Regions from separate parts of the Homo sapiens genome. Here regions 2, 3, 4 and 5 are each linked to region 1. Evidence: chromatin contacts called from ENCODE Hi-C or POLR2A ChIA-PET data. All regions are on one chromosome and are shown on one strand. The core of a region is the stretch at or near the end of the contact, and the rest is flanking DNA. Distances in the headings are between cores, read along the strand shown. Region 1 holds the start of ASCC2 (activating signal cointegrator 1 complex subunit 2). Region 2 overlaps TBC1D10A (TBC1 domain family member 10A). Region 3 holds the start of CASTOR1 (cytosolic arginine sensor for mTORC1 subunit 1). Region 4 holds the start of AP1B1 (adaptor related protein complex 1 subunit beta 1). Region 5 holds the start of OSM (oncostatin M).

What was found. A loop is a pair of places that touch in the nucleus more often than their neighbours do. ChIA-PET counts read pairs that join two places held with the same protein, here RNA polymerase II (POLR2A). Pooled maps may share reads with other maps.
Region 2: a loop to region 1 is called in a pooled map, with 4 times the contacts of the local background. The contact joins the enhancer-like site here to the promoter of ASCC2 in region 1. A Hi-C loop is called at or near these places in 3 of 50 pooled maps. POLR2A ChIA-PET finds 5 or more read pairs at or near these places in 2 of 52 experiments (AG04450 and CD4-positive, alpha-beta T cell).
Region 3: a loop to region 1 is called in a map with no recorded cell type, with 9 times the contacts of the local background. The contact joins the promoter of CASTOR1 here to the promoter of ASCC2 in region 1. A Hi-C loop is called at or near these places in 1 of 37 single-sample maps with no recorded cell type and 5 of 50 pooled maps. POLR2A ChIA-PET finds 5 or more read pairs at or near these places in 1 of 52 experiments (AG04450).
Region 4: a loop to region 1 is called in a map of CD8-positive, alpha-beta T cell, with 26 times the contacts of the local background. The contact joins the promoter of AP1B1 here to the promoter of ASCC2 in region 1. A Hi-C loop is called at or near these places in 2 of 168 maps with a recorded cell type or tissue (CD4-positive, alpha-beta T cell and CD8-positive, alpha-beta T cell), 4 of 37 single-sample maps with no recorded cell type and 11 of 50 pooled maps.
Region 5: a loop to region 1 is called in a pooled map, with 18 times the contacts of the local background. The contact joins the promoter of OSM here to the promoter of ASCC2 in region 1. A Hi-C loop is called at or near these places in 4 of 37 single-sample maps with no recorded cell type and 9 of 50 pooled maps. POLR2A ChIA-PET finds 5 or more read pairs at or near these places in 1 of 52 experiments (WTC11).

What each region holds. Positions count from the first base shown.
Region 1 is chr22:29,837,024-29,839,793 of GRCh38, forward strand. It overlaps ASCC2 (activating signal cointegrator 1 complex subunit 2), which reads right to left and starts at 1,251. Exons shown (of 20, transcript NM_032204.5): 1 at 1,155-1,251. RefSeq lists an enhancer at 1,524-1,583.
Region 2 is chr22:30,304,284-30,307,053 of GRCh38, forward strand. It overlaps TBC1D10A (TBC1 domain family member 10A), which reads right to left. Exons shown (of 9, transcript NM_031937.3): 2 at 248-347. Among named protein-coding and RNA genes, the nearest start is that of CASTOR1, 16 kb to the left of the region's middle. RefSeq lists an enhancer at 393-892. Within about 2 kb of position 1,373, at least 36 of the 41 ENCODE cell types and tissues checked have a DNase peak (open chromatin) inside an H3K27ac peak, as active enhancers do; they include CD4-positive, alpha-beta T cell, where a contact is called at or near this core.
Region 3 is chr22:30,288,124-30,290,893 of GRCh38, forward strand. It overlaps CASTOR1 (cytosolic arginine sensor for mTORC1 subunit 1), which reads right to left and starts at 1,382. Exons shown (of 9, transcript NM_001037666.3): 1 at 1,262-1,382; 2 at 583-653. The coding sequence starts at 1,374. RefSeq lists silencers at 1,040-1,119, 1,320-1,759 and an enhancer at 2,640-2,699.
Region 4 is chr22:29,387,118-29,389,887 of GRCh38, forward strand. It overlaps AP1B1 (adaptor related protein complex 1 subunit beta 1), which reads right to left and starts at 1,453. Exons shown (of 23, transcript NM_001127.4): 1 at 1,307-1,453. It also overlaps a transcript of RFPL1 not described here.
Region 5 is chr22:30,265,490-30,268,259 of GRCh38, forward strand. It overlaps OSM (oncostatin M), which reads right to left and starts at 1,362. Exons shown (of 3, transcript NM_020530.6): 1 at 1,277-1,362. The coding sequence starts at 1,310. RefSeq lists enhancers at 526-605, 666-765.

The sequences.
Region 1 (2,770 bases), core at 1-2,500:
AGCTATGTAGATAAGGCTCATGAAGCTGTGGCAGCATTTAAAAGAGAGACCTGGCTTGAGGAAGAAGTGATGTCAAGGAAGACCTGAGTTTTTGTCTAAAGCACGGGTACAAATTAAGTAGGCAGGGCTGGGCGCGATGGCTCACGCCTGTAATCCCAGCGCTTTGGGAGGCCAAGGCGGGCGGATCACGAGGCCAGGAGATCGAGACCATCCTGGCTAGCAAGGTGAAACCCCGTCTCTACCGAAAAAAAAAAAAAAAATTAGCAGGGCGTGGTGGTGCATGCCTGTAATCCTAGCTACTCAGGAGGCTGAGGCAGGAGAATCGCTTGAACCCGGGAGGCGGAGGTTGCAGTGGGACGAGATCACGCCACTGCACTCCAGCCTGGGCGACAGAGCAAGACCCCGTCTTGGGGGGAAAAAATAAATTAACTGGACAATCTGAACTTTGAGCTCCAAAAGGACAAACAATAATCATGACTATGTCTGTGCCCACCACTGTATTCCCCTGCCAGGCAGGACAGCAAAAGCCAAAAGCTAAGAAAGGGAGGGGGAGCTCCCTACAAGCACCCAATTGCAATATGGCCTGGGAGCATCCCCGGGGCTACTGCTCCCTCAGCCTCTTTGTCATCATTCCTCTAGTCTCTCAATTAAATACTACTCTCCTCAGAGACCTTCTGATGGCTCTGCCTATAGTATCCACTCTCCCAGTTACTGTCATAGCTTTAATGACCTTGTGCATTTGCTTGTCGTTGACCATCTCCTCCCACTAGACTGTAAGCTCCATGAGGGCAGAAGCCTTGTCTGTCTTGCTTTCTTTGTATCCCCAATGTCTAGATCTGTGTCTGGCACATAGGAAGCACTCCACAAATATTTGCTGAACGAATGAATGAACCCTGAGGAAACTGAAGCCCCGGGTGTGAGGACGTGGGGGGATCGTGGCTGGTCCAACGCCACTCTGGGGCCGAACTTCGAACCCGTGGCTCCTGACCCTGGCGGCCAAGTCTCGAGAGGCGGCTCACAACCCCTCAGGTAGCGTAAGCGTGGGCCCCGCAATGGAGGCCAGAGGATGGGAGAGCCAAGGCTGCCCAAGGCATAGCCGCGGCTCCTCCGGGGTCCCTTGCCCTGCATCTGGCAGGGACCAGCCACGCACTCACCTCGGCGGCTCCACCACCGGCTCTGTGCCGCCGCCGCCGCCGCCGCCGCCGACCACGGTGACAGCTCCCTGAGCGCCCGCACTTCCGGGGTCAAACTGCGATTCCGCAGGAGCAGACAGGAAGTCTCGGCCTGGCCCCGCCCCCAGAGCCGAGCAAACTACCGCCGGGAAGCCGGACCCGGGTTGCGCCTCTCTTCTTAAGACTCCGCCCCACACTCGGCGTCTGTAGCCACGCCCCCTTCCCCTCCTATCTCCCTTCCTGCTTAAGCAGAGAATAGGTCAGCTGAGGGCGGGCTGTGTGATTACACCTCTCGGGAAATCCAAGTATGGCACCTGAGAGGACGTCTCGGAATCCCAGGCTTCCACCTTCTGCCCGACCTCCTTAGTCACCGTTTTACATATTTAATCCAGAAGAGAAATTTTAACAAGTCAAAAGCACGAACATAATGTTAAGCAGATGTACAAGTACAGACTGCGATTTCATTTACGGGAAATTCTAGAACAGACAGAACTCATGAGTAGTGATGGTGTTAAAATTGGTGGTTTCCTCTGGGGCTGTGGGCTGGGAGGGGCCACAAGTGAGGCTGGGGTCACCCCCTGTCTTCATCTCGGTGGTAGCCATGTAGATGTGTTCACTTTGGAAAATTCATCAAATTGTACGCTTAAGATTTGTGCATTTTTCTGTATGTATGCAATACAGTTTTGTTCTGTTTTGTTTAAGGAAGTTACAAGTATAGCTATCCTAAGAGAAGGATGCAATTTTTTCTACAGAATGTCTCAGGTAATGTAGGTTTAGTGGTTCCTAAGCCTGACTATGGATCAGAATCATCACAGAAAACTTGTTAAGAACACACATTCCTGGCTTCATCTCAGTGCCTGGTACACAGTAAGAATTCAAAACCAACCACCATCATTATTGGGGTGTTATAGAAGCCCCCGAATGGAGAACACAACCCCACCCTGGGATTGTGAAATATTTCCCAGGACACTCCTGCCAACCCCTGCTATCTGCACTAGGGCTACAAGGAATGCTTAGTTCAGTGCCTGTCTTCAAGGGGCTTACAGGATAGGAAGTGCAAGAAAACCAATAGCAATGAGTCAGTGTGATGAATGCAGGGTGCTAAGGAAATAGGAGAGATGGGCTGTAAACCAGAAATGAGATGAGAGGGGCTGGATATTATATTAGTTTTGTATTGCTGCATAACATATTACCACAAACTTATAACAACACACTGCTTGCCACTTATAACAAACACATTTATTTATTTATTTATTTTGAGACAGAGTCTCACTCTGTCACCAGGCTGGAGTGCAGTGGTGTGATCTTGGCTCACTGTAACCTCTGCCTCCCGGAGGTTACAGTGGGTTCAAGCGATTCTCCTGCCTCAGCCTCCCAAGTAGGCAGGACTACAGGCATGAGCCACCAGGCCCAGCTAATTTTTGTATTTTTAGTAGAGACGGAGTTTCACCATGTTGGCCAGGATGGTCTCGATCTCTTGACGTCGTGATCCGCCTGCCTCAGCCTTCCAAAGTGCTGGGGTTACAGGCGTGAGCCACCACACCTGGCCAACAAACATATTTATTATCTCACATTTTCTGTGGGCCAGGAATCTGAGG
Region 2 (2,770 bases), core at 123-2,622, 470 kb after region 1:
GCTAAGAGTGGCTTTGAGGTTTAGCTCCAGGACAATGTTCTGCATGAATCTGAAGTCATTGTGTTAGGGCCCAACCTTCCCCCTGCCTTCAAGCCAGCTTCTGTCCTGCACTGGCAGTTGGAGGACACCTAAGGCATCTGGCAGTTATAGAAGCCTCTGCTTTCCTAAGCTGATGAAGTTCCTCCCTCTTCCTCCTCCTCCCCAAGCTGCCAACTCCCAGCCCAATACCTGAGGCCAGGCCCCTCACCTTTTTGTGCTTCTTGGCCATCCATTTGTCCCAGTTGTTGAGCATGTCCAGCCACTTGGACTCCCTCTGCCTCAGCACCTCCAGGGGTACTTCCTCCAGCCTGTGGAGCAGAGGGCAGGGCCTGTGAGAGGTGCCAAGGGAAGCAAAGGCCCTGGCTTCATTCCCAGCCGCCAGCCTGGTCAGACCTCCATTCTTCCTGCCTACCATCCCTGCTGTTCCCTTCAGGACTGCTACCTCGGACCATCCTATTGCAGATGAGAGGGAACACGCCACCTCCCCATCCACCGCCTCAAGGCATAAGCTAGAGAGACAGCAGGTGGTTCAAGTGCCTACTTCCCTAATGTGGCCAGGACCCATGGTACCTCTCTGAGGCAGAGGCTGAGTGAGTGTCTGCATCTGTGCAGCAAAGCAAAGCATTCCTGTCCTGGGTCTGCCTTAGTCAATAAGCCTCTTCAGAGGGCCGGTGTACAAGGTGCAGAGTTGAACACAAAAACTAGTCAAACGAGTACAGAAATAATATGCTCACCTCTTTACTTGAGCCAAACTCATTACTCAGAGTTTCCCCAATTATGCCCTGGCCCTTTCCCTCTCAGCCTTTATTCATGCCAGTAACTTTGCTGGAATGCTTCCCAAATCGTCTCCACCCATCAAAATCCTACACACACTTCAAAGCCCCATCAAATACCACTTCTTCTATCTGTAGATCTACTGACTGGGCAGCTAGCACAACTGTGTTGCAGTGTTCTAGGGCGAGGGCCTCTGGATGGGTTATGGGGATGCCGTCCCATGATTAAAACAAAGTCTTGACCCTCATGGAGTTGATATTCTGGTGGGCACTGAATGTGGGGAAAACACCTCAGCACCAAGGTGCTTTTTTCTGCTTTCTTAACAGAATAAGGTATTAATGACAGACAAGGAAACAGGCTTAGAGAGGTAAGATACTCAGGAAAGGTATCTTGCTTAGCGTTCAATCAGTGGAAAAACCCAGACTCAAATACAAGTCAGGTCCCAGCCAAGAGCCAGCACACAGTGCTGCCTGACCTCTCAGAAAGGAGCACAGAGTCGGAGGCAGCTCAGAGGAGGTTCTCAGGAACAGGACACAGTGGGGCTGGGGCTTGGCCCAGGCCTGAGTCTCTGATCCTCTCTCTGCCGGAAGGAAATGTGCTACTGTGACTTTTACTGGTTGGAAGAGCAGAGGGAGGGGCCCTGGCAGAGCTGAGGCCTCTAAGACACAAAAGGGAAGGTCTTCTTCAGTGCATTTTATCTGGGGAAGTGCCCAGGCCTGAGAGTAGCCTTGGAACTGAACGTCTGAGGAAGGACTACAGCCCAGGCAAAGGAGGCCCCCTCAACGCACTGATACAAGGCACCCCACCTTGAACTGCTGCCCCTCTCACCACCTAAAGGCAGAACTAGGGCATGAGTTACTCCTTTCTTTGCCTTTCCTGATAAAAGCAAAGCAAGGACCACGCCTTTACAAAAGGTCAGGTAATTTACAAAGGGATATGTATCTCCGGGCAACCCCCAAACATCCCAGGAGCAGAAACTAAGGGCCCACACCTCCCAGGCCATGATACCTTCCACCACCTATAATGCACTGCTTATGCAACAAGTCAGAGGAACAGCCTTCTAGTTAACCAGTCAGAAGGGTGCCCAAACTGAGTCAACAGGAAGTTCTGGCAGTTATGGATGTAGATAATGGCTAATCCAATATCCCCACTGCACAGATGAAGAAACTGAGGCTTACAGAGGGCAAGGTTTTCACTTGAGATTACCAGTTTCCAAAGAACTCACAGGTGATTAAATATGTCTATCTGATACCTCAACCCTCAGTCTGGCTTTATTGATAAAATCTAACTGCAGGGACTCAAAGATGCCCATTCTCCCAACTGCAGATACACAGAGGAACATGTTAAATTCAGAGTTCTTTTAACTGATGCCAGATAACAGCTTTGGCAGTTTCAAACCCCCAATGTCAAACCTCAAACCGGAACTTCAGAAGAGTACAAAACAAACTACCATATTTCCTGGATTCTAAGACACCACTGATTTTAAGCTACACCATTGATTTGGCAAGATCTTCTCAGAAACAAACAAAAAACCCACTACTACTTTAACTGTGCATGTCAATTGAAAGATCTGTTTTGATTTTTTAAATCCTAAATTAGGAAAATTTTAAGGCAATATGGCCATCTGAATGGCTTTTCCTTTAACAGCAGAGGAGTTTAATCTACCTGGAGATGGTGAGAAGGAAGACACTGGAGGTCTGGCTGTACCCAGCACTCAGCGTACCACATGCTCTCTAACTGCAGGTAGATGTCTCTAGGCACAGGATATACTCCTGAAACATTGCAGGCTATCTATTTTTTTTGTTGTTAAATCAGAAGAGTCACATATCCTTCAATTAACTCAGTCAGGATCTTAGAAAACATCTGATCCAACTGCTGTCTGATATAGAAATCCTTTCTACATTAGGCAAGTCCCCTTTCTTCTCTGATCCTCAGTTTCGCTATATGCTTGTACAGT
Region 3 (2,770 bases), core at 132-2,631, 450 kb after region 1:
GAGCTAGGCGTCAGCTCCAGGCCCCAGGGAGGGCCCAGGCTGGCGTCCAGTCCTGAGCTGGGGCCAGGGCCTGGGTGGCTGCTATTCACCCCAGCACAGCCAGGAGGCCTCCAGGACCCTCCCCTGAGATGGCTGCCTGCTCCTGCATTCCTTCCCTCAGACTCCTGGAGTTTCCAGACCAGCAGGGGAGGAGGTGACCCAAACCAGAGAGTAAGACCAGGAGGAAATAATACCCAGGGATTTCTAACAGCAGCACTTGACTGGAATCATAACAGAGGCCCTTCTGCAGGCCTAAGACTGCTGAGTGCCCCTCAGCGGTTTTAAGTTTATAAAGGCCTCATGGGACCCTATGTATCAGAACCATAACTATACCCATTTTACATAAGAGAAAACAGCTCAGAGAGGGAAAGTGATTTGCTCAAGGGCACACAGCCAGGGAGTGGTGGAGTAGGATTCGAACCCCGACCCATCTGCTTTTAAGGCTTAAGCTCTTGGGACGGATCCCAGCAACTGGTGAGAACCCTACAGAAGGGGAGCACGACAAGCCCCTCCCGTACTCCCGTTCCCCAGACCAACCCCCACCTTTAAAGCCCTCCTCGTCCACCATAAGCGTGTAATCCTCAGGGGTCTCCGTCAGGCTGAAGAACTTGCACCTGGTTGGGGGTGGGGAGCATCTTCAGCTTGGTGTGGAGAACTAGGGGTCGGGAGTGGATTTCTCTCCATCTGCCCCGAGACACCCCCGCGACCCTGGGCCGGGCGCCTTCTTGCCCTCTCGGCCTTTAATTTCCAGGCCAATGGGATGTTAGCCCCATCTCGGGGGTTGGGGGCTACTTTCCGGCCTCCCGACCTCTCCAGGAACCCTCCACCCCTCCACTCCTGGAGGGAGGAGAGGTTCACACCCGCGGCGACAGCCCCAGGGGCGTCGGACCTTGGACCCCCTAGTCCAGCCCCTCTGACATGAAGGGAGGCGTCCTGGAAGGAGCTCCCCGCAGTGACCAGGTAGGAATGCCCCCATTTGACACTACTGAGTTAAGCATTGCCCATCCCAGGCTGTTTGCGCTTTGCCCCTGGGAGGGGGCCTCACGGGGCCGGATAGGCGGCGGTCCCCCAGGCCGGATGGCGGCCGGACGGGGAGAGTCCTCCCCACCCGCTCCCGCCCGCCTGCCTGCCTGCCTTACGGCGATCCTAATCCTCCGACCCTGGCCCGGAGCGAGAGCAGAGCCCCCAGCCCCTATCTGCGCTCCCGAACCCGGGCGCGCACCGGCTGCGGCGGGGCAGGAAGAGCAGCTTGATGAGCGGGTGGGTGTAGAGCCAGAGACCGGGACGGGCGACGCTCAGCACCCGCACCCGGTGTTCTAGGATGTGCAGCTCCATCGCGGCTCGCGCGGACCCGACCCCGCCGCCAACTAGACCCAGGCCGCACGGGAGGCGGGGCGGCGGGGGTGGTGCCCGAGCCTTAAAGGAGCCGCTGCGCTGCCGCGTCCACGCCGCCCGCTGCGAGGCTGACCCGCCCAGCCAGGCGCGGCGTCCGGCTCCTTGACGGCCACGCCCCGCGGGAAGAGAAGCCTATTGGGTGGTCACGCCTCCTCCTAACGCCAGAACCTCATCCCGCTTTCCAGCCAGCCCACCGAGACCGCCCCGAACGGCTCCGCCTTTTTTAGTACTGGCTCGGGGATAGACCCCACCCCGTCTGACTCCTCCAGGCCCCGCCCCTGACGCGCCCCCTCCCTGGGCTCCGCCCTTTCCGCGGAAAGCCAGCTGCGCAGCCGGTGGGAGCATCCCGGAGGGGACGTTTCTGTCCTTCTGGCACACACGTGGGTTTCATGATTGAAGTCCTTGAGACAGAAGGGACACGAAACAAACTGGAGCTCGGCTAGGACCAGAACGCTGCCCCCAAATCCCCGGAGCAATGAGAGGCACAGGTCTGCTGTGCAGCGCTGTCCCCCGGGCGCCTTTCGCTCTCCTGCCTCTCATGGCTGCAGGGGGCAGGGCCGCCAACACAGGATTGCGATTGATACCTACCCTTCCCCGCTTGCGAGGGGGCTGACAAATTGAAACCTGGCCTGGTAGCCCCACTTGTTCCTTTCATCCAACTTTCAAAATAGAAGGCTCCTCACCAGGGGCACACAGAGGTAGAATCCTAGCCACCTCTGCCTGAGCGACATACTTTGGGTTAGGGGGCTGCAGGTGGCCAAGGCCTAAGGCTTGAGGTCCCTCGATACCAACAAAACCCGGAAGTGCTTGAGCCAGTAATGCCCAGTGCTCAGACTTTGGTGGGGGAGGCCCTTGCAGCTGAGGTTCAGTGAGTACTCAGACCTCAAGCCTGAAACTTGAGCCCCAAAGCCTGCAGCCCTTAGCTAGCCTGTGCACATCTAAACTTGCTTCAGGTTCAAGGAGGCCCCCGGCACTGGCAGACACCCCAGATCTTATCAGGCCTTCACAGGTCTAAGACCCCCCCAAGGCTAAGCAGGCATCAGCATGTCCATGTTGGCTCCATGCAGGGCTGAGAATGCTCCAGGGGACCCTTGCCTGGCCTGAGCACCCTGAGGCCTCAGATGTGAGGCTTTGAACCAAGTAGACTAAAGCAGGCCTCAGGCCTGATTGGGACCCAGCAGGCCTAAGCAGGCCCTCTGCCTGCTCTGGAGCCCCCACCATAGGCAGATGGAAGCCAAGCTAAGCCTCCTCCCTGGACTCTCGGGCTTGACACATTCCTGTGAAACACTATGTAGCCACCACATCCTGGCCTATCCCCTGGAGGACTAGGGGAAGG
Region 4 (2,770 bases), core at 203-2,702, 450 kb before region 1:
TCTCACTGTTCCCTAAAGTCAGGAAAATCTTAGACTCTTGCCCTGAAAGGTATCACTAATAGCAACAGCCTGTAGGATTGTTTTATCCTAAAGAAAGTAAGTCGAATGCCCCTTATGAAGATCAGACAAAAAGCAATAAGGCTACATCGTGACATAAATCCAAATAAATACAACGGCAGCTAAAAATCTTTTTTTTTTTTTTTTTTTTGAGACGGAGTCTCACTCCGTGGCCCAGGCTGGAGTGCAGTCGCACGATCTCGGCTCACTGCAACCTCCACCTCCTGGGTTCAAGCGATTCTCCTGCCTCAGCCTCCCAAGTAGCTGGGATTACAGGCGTACGCCACCATGTCTGGCTAATTTTTGTATTTTTATTGGAGACAGGGTTTCACCATGTTGGTCAGGCTGGTCTTGAACTCCTGACCTCACGATCCACCCGCCTCAGCTTCCCAAAGTGCTGGGATTACAGGCGTGAGCCACCATGTCTGGCTAAAAGTCTTAAATATCCCCTACACCCCAACCTTAACTCCAGTCTTTCCTTTGTCTCTGTACTTTGCAGGTCTCTGACAGCCTGGCAGAAAACCTGGCCTTGCCTCTACTACCCGAATGACCTTACATGTGGGATTTAACCTCTCTGTGCCTCAGGGTCCTCATCGATAAAATAGGGATATTTAATCCCCACAAAGGTTGCTGTGAAGTTTAAATGTGTCATTGTAAGGAAAGTGCTTAGCACAGTGCCCGGTACACAGAAGGGACTCGATAGCCACTAGCAAGCATCTCCCTCGTTATTTTGCAGCATTATCACCGGTGTCTCCATTCAGTTAACTTGTCTTAGAGGCTCCAACAAACAAGACCAAGCCAGTGCCTAGCCGGAGGCGGGCGGCACGGGACCGTTTTCTAGTTTTTTTTTCTTTCTTCTTTTTCAACCTTGGCAAAGAGATAACGCCCTGAACAACGAGGAGGCCTCAGGATGGCCATGGAGGTGAGTCCGAAAGAGGAAATCAGAGCCCGAAGAGTTTTCCCTCAGGCCAGTGGGGAATTCCTCGGGGCCTAAGTCCTGTCTCTCCGGGCGGAAGCCCCAGGAGGTGCTGCGGGTATGGGGCGGCCGAGGAACAGGCCGGCGGCCAAGTGGGCGCGAATGAATGAACGAACCCTCAGCCCTTCCTCCTCCTCTGGCTGGGGACGTCGCTCGCGCCCCTGCAGCGCCGCGTCCTCTTCATGACCTCTGACCCCGCAAACCCCTCACCTAGGACCCCTGACCCCTCGCCCCACTTCTTCTCCTGGCTCGCCCGGGTCCCCGCTTCCTCACCCGCAGGTCCCAATAGCTCCCGGCGCCCCGGCTCGGTTCGGCTTGGCACCAAAATGTCCGCGGCCTCCACCTCTCGCTCTCCCGGTGCGTCCGGGCTGCCGGCGGCTCGGAGCCCCGCGGCTGTCACCTGCCGGGCGGAAGTGAGCTGCCCGCGCGCGGGTACTTCCGGTGGACGCAAGGCCTGAAGGCGGGGTCAAGGGTACAACCCTGGCGGGGGTGGTGCCCGTGGGGCGGGGCAAGAAAAGGGGAAGAGCCCAACGGTATTAACCCCTCGGCAGCCGCGGCGCTGCTATGCTGCAGTCTCCCGCAGAGCCCTTGGGAAACCATCCCGCTAGCCAATTCAGCGTGAGGGGGCCGGGCAAGGTCGTAGGGAGTTTGAAGTCCATCTTCTGTGTAAAGACGGCAAATCTGAGGTTCTAAGAGGGGCAGGGTTTTGCTCAAGGTCACTCATTTTTTGTTTGTTTGTTTGAAATAGGGTCTTGCTCTGTTGCTCAAGCTAGAGTGCAGTGGCTCGAAGATCTGGGCTCACTGCACCCTCCGCCTCCCAGGCTCAGGTGATCCTCTCACCTCAGCCTCCCAAGCAGCTGGGACCACAGGTGCGCAGCACTACGCCCGGCTAATTACTTATTATTTACTTATTTATTTTTTGTAGAGAGAGTCTCACTTTATTGCTCAGGCTGGTCTCGAAATCATGGACCCGAGAGATCCTCCCGCCTCGGCTTCCCAAAGTGCTGGGATTACAGAGGGGTCTCTCTCTGTCCAAACTAGGTTTACAGCTCTAGTTTGGACCCCTCCATTCTTAAGATGAGTGACCTTGAGCCAGACACAGTGGCTCATACCTGTAGTCCCAGCTACTCGGGAGCCTGAGGCAGGAGAATAGCTTGAGCCCAGGAGGTTGAGGTTACAGTGAGCTATAATTGCAGCACTGCACTCCAGCCTGGGCGACAGATCCAGACCCTGTCTCAAAAAAAGAAAAAAAATGGCCGGGCATGGTGGCTCACACCTGTAATCCCAGCACTTTGGGAGGCCGAGGCGGGCGGATCACAAGGCCAGGAGATCGAGACCATCCTGGTTAACATGGTGAAACCCCGTCTCTACTAAAAACACAAAATATTAGCCGGGTGTGGTGGCAGGCGCCTGTAGTCCCAGCTACTCAGGAGGCTGAGGCAGGAGAATGGCGTGAACCCGGGAGGCAGAGCTTGCAGTGAGCCGACATCACACCACTGCACTCCAGCCTGGGCGACAGAGCAAGACTCCGTCTCAAAAAAAAAAAAAAAGAAAAAAGAAAAAAACCATCTGCAATCCCACTGACCTAAGACAATCACTTTTAATATTTTGGTGAATATTCTTCCAAACTTGATAGATCATTTGTTTTTTTTTGTTTGTTTGTTTTGAGACAGGGTCTCGCTCTGTTGCCCGGACTGGAGTGCAGTGTCGTGATTTTGGCTCACTGCAACCTCTGCC
Region 5 (2,770 bases), core at 112-2,611, 430 kb after region 1:
CTCTGCAAGGTGGGACTGGCTCCCTGCAAGACCACTGGGCTAAAGACCGGCCACTGCCCTAGGACCTGCCTTGTCAGCTGCTCTGGCCATCCAGGTAGATGGGCCTGAGAGGGCTTCAGGGCAGGCAGCCCGGGAGCAGCTTGTGTCCTCAGCTCTGTCTAGAACCAGGAGAGGCTGCCTTTTCAACCAGAGGTGCAGCCTGGAACAGATGTGGAAGACCTTCCAGTCCATGTCCCCACTTTCCTGACAGGTAAACCAAGTCTCAGGAGAAGGTCCTACTCAGGTCACACAAGGCCAGGGCTCTCCCCTGACCTCTCTTGCCTCCCTCCTCTCTCCATAAGTGGCTCCTTCTGTCAGGCCCACCAGGGATGCTGTGAGCCTGTCAGAAGGTGTTGGGGGCGGGTACAGTTACCGCTCACCACCACCCCCAACGGGGCACCGGCAGCCACGTGGTCGGAAGGGGCCTATGGCGCAATGGCCCGGAAGGCAGTGACACCATCGTTCCCGTCCTAAGAACCATCCGGCCCTTTGGGGAAGACTGGCTGTTGGGGAGGGCCAAGGGGCCAGGCACCCAGGCTTAGCGACCCCACGGCACCCTCGCCGCCTCCCCAGGTATCTGCTGCCGGGCTCTGGCAGGGGCCTGTGCCTGTGGCAGCGCACGTGGGACTGGGGTTTCTGTGTGGCTGTGCATCTGGGTCTGTGTGCGGCGTGAGGGAGACCTGTTCCGTTCACCATGGGGACTCTGGTCTGCATGTGGGGGTTCCTGGGCTGGTGAGATCCAGGGCTGTAGATGACGTCATATGGCTGTGTGCGCATGTGGCCATGTGGGTGTGGCTGTGCATGCTGTGTGATTGTGTGGGCCCTGGGGCCCCCAGGCCTGGCTGACTTTCTATTCATCCCGGGCAAGCTGGAGGCCCCACAACCCCTCCACACCTCACACCACTTCCCTGCCCAGCTTCTGAGCCTCCCTCTCCTGCCCAGCCTCTTTGCCCATCCTATTCTCTCACCCCCTGGTTCCCAGAGTTGCCTCTACATCTTGACATCACCTCCCCCTGGAAGCCTTCCAGGGATGCCCCTTCTCTACCTGTGGAGATGCCAGGTTCTCAGTGGACCACTCTCTCTGCCTGACCTCCTGGCTCTCTCCCCTTCTCAGCATCCTTCTGCCTGGCGCCTGGCCTCCCCAGTTCCCGGAGGGCAGAGGGTGCCTCTGCTCCCCACCGGCACCCGTGGGCAGACCCAGCAGGCGGGTTCTGGCGGGGAGGAAGGAAGTACTTACTGAGCAGCGTCCTCTGTGTGAGCAGTACCCCCATGCTGGGTGCCCGTGCTCCGGCCCGCGCCCGCTGGGGGTGACACCTCTCGGCTGGGAGCCCTGCAGGCTGGCAGCCACTTTATGCCCGCTGGGGCGATTGGCCAACACCTCATGAGGTGGGTGGGGATGGGGAGGGGGGAGGGCAGGCCTTCTGGGAACATGACCCCAAAAACCAAAATTTCCACGGGCGGCCAATGGGCGCAGGGCGCGGTGTATGCCCGCTCCTCCTCCTGTTTTCTTCGAATTCGTTCTTCGAGGTCAGCCCTACGCCCAAGGATGATGTAAAACCGCAGCCTCAGCCTTCCTAGGGTGAGTGGGGAGGAAAAGGGTCCATGCCATCTTCAGGGAACTGGGCCAGGGATGGGCAGGAGGGACTTCGAGCTGGGCCTCTGGAGGCCCCAGGCCAGTCTTGGCCCAGGAGCCATTGGCCTCACAGGACACGGTGGTTGGGGGCTGAGGGGAGCGAGACATCTTCCTTCTTGAGTGCCCTTCCTGCCCTCTCGCCGGGGCTGTTGGGACATCTGTGAGCGGAAACCACCGGGCTCTGGGCACAGAGCCAGACGCAGGCTGGCAGCCCCGAGATTGTGGTTCAGGCCCCAGGACCAGCATCCCCCAGCCCGGCTCCCGACGGTCTCCTTTCCCCCATCGTGCACCCTCTGCCAGGCCCACTCCCCAAAGCCAGGCCTTGTCTTTGTAGGCAGGCTCCACTGGGGAGAACTGGACACTTGGAGCAAGAGAAACAGGAGGCCAGGGTTCAAGCCTGCTGAGGTGCTGTGTGACCTGAGGCAAGTCACTTAACCTCTCTGGGCCTCAGAGACCCACAACTATAAAATGAGGAGGAGAAAAGCCTTTCCCAGCCCACCTCACAGGGTTGCTGCCAGCATGGACATAAAAGGAAAAGACCTCTGAAGGAAAAAGCAAAGATGAAGGTCTGATTCCAAGTATTAGCTGTCGAGGGGGCGGGATGGGGGAAGGAGGAGATGGGGAAGCTGTGAGCTCAGAGGGGAAGCCGGGGAGGGGGAGTTGCCGCCTTGACAGTTGGGGACCAGGTTTCACTTTCTCTGAAAGATAGCGATCTTAGGTTGGTCCTCTGCGAAAGGGCCCTGGGAACAGCGCCTCCCTAGTCAAACTGCTACTTTACTGTGGGGTAAACTGAGGCCTGGGTGAAGGCAGACAGGGAGGCCAAGAGGCTGGCCCAGGCCTATAGACCCTGCCTGGTCAGCACATCTCCCAGGCCCAGAGGAGGGTCCTTGGCCTGCACCCTAAGAAGCCCGGGTGGGAGGAGGCCCTCAGGAGTCTGGGGAGTCAGGGTGGGACTCCTGGAGGCTGCCAGGGAGGCCTGAGCTGCTCCAGCTGGAGGGAGCATGGGGTCTGGGGCGCCTGAGCAAGGAGAGCTGGGGCAGCCAGAAAGGAGGAGGTTGGATGCACCCCTGTCCATGCCTGCTCCCGATGCCCACTGTG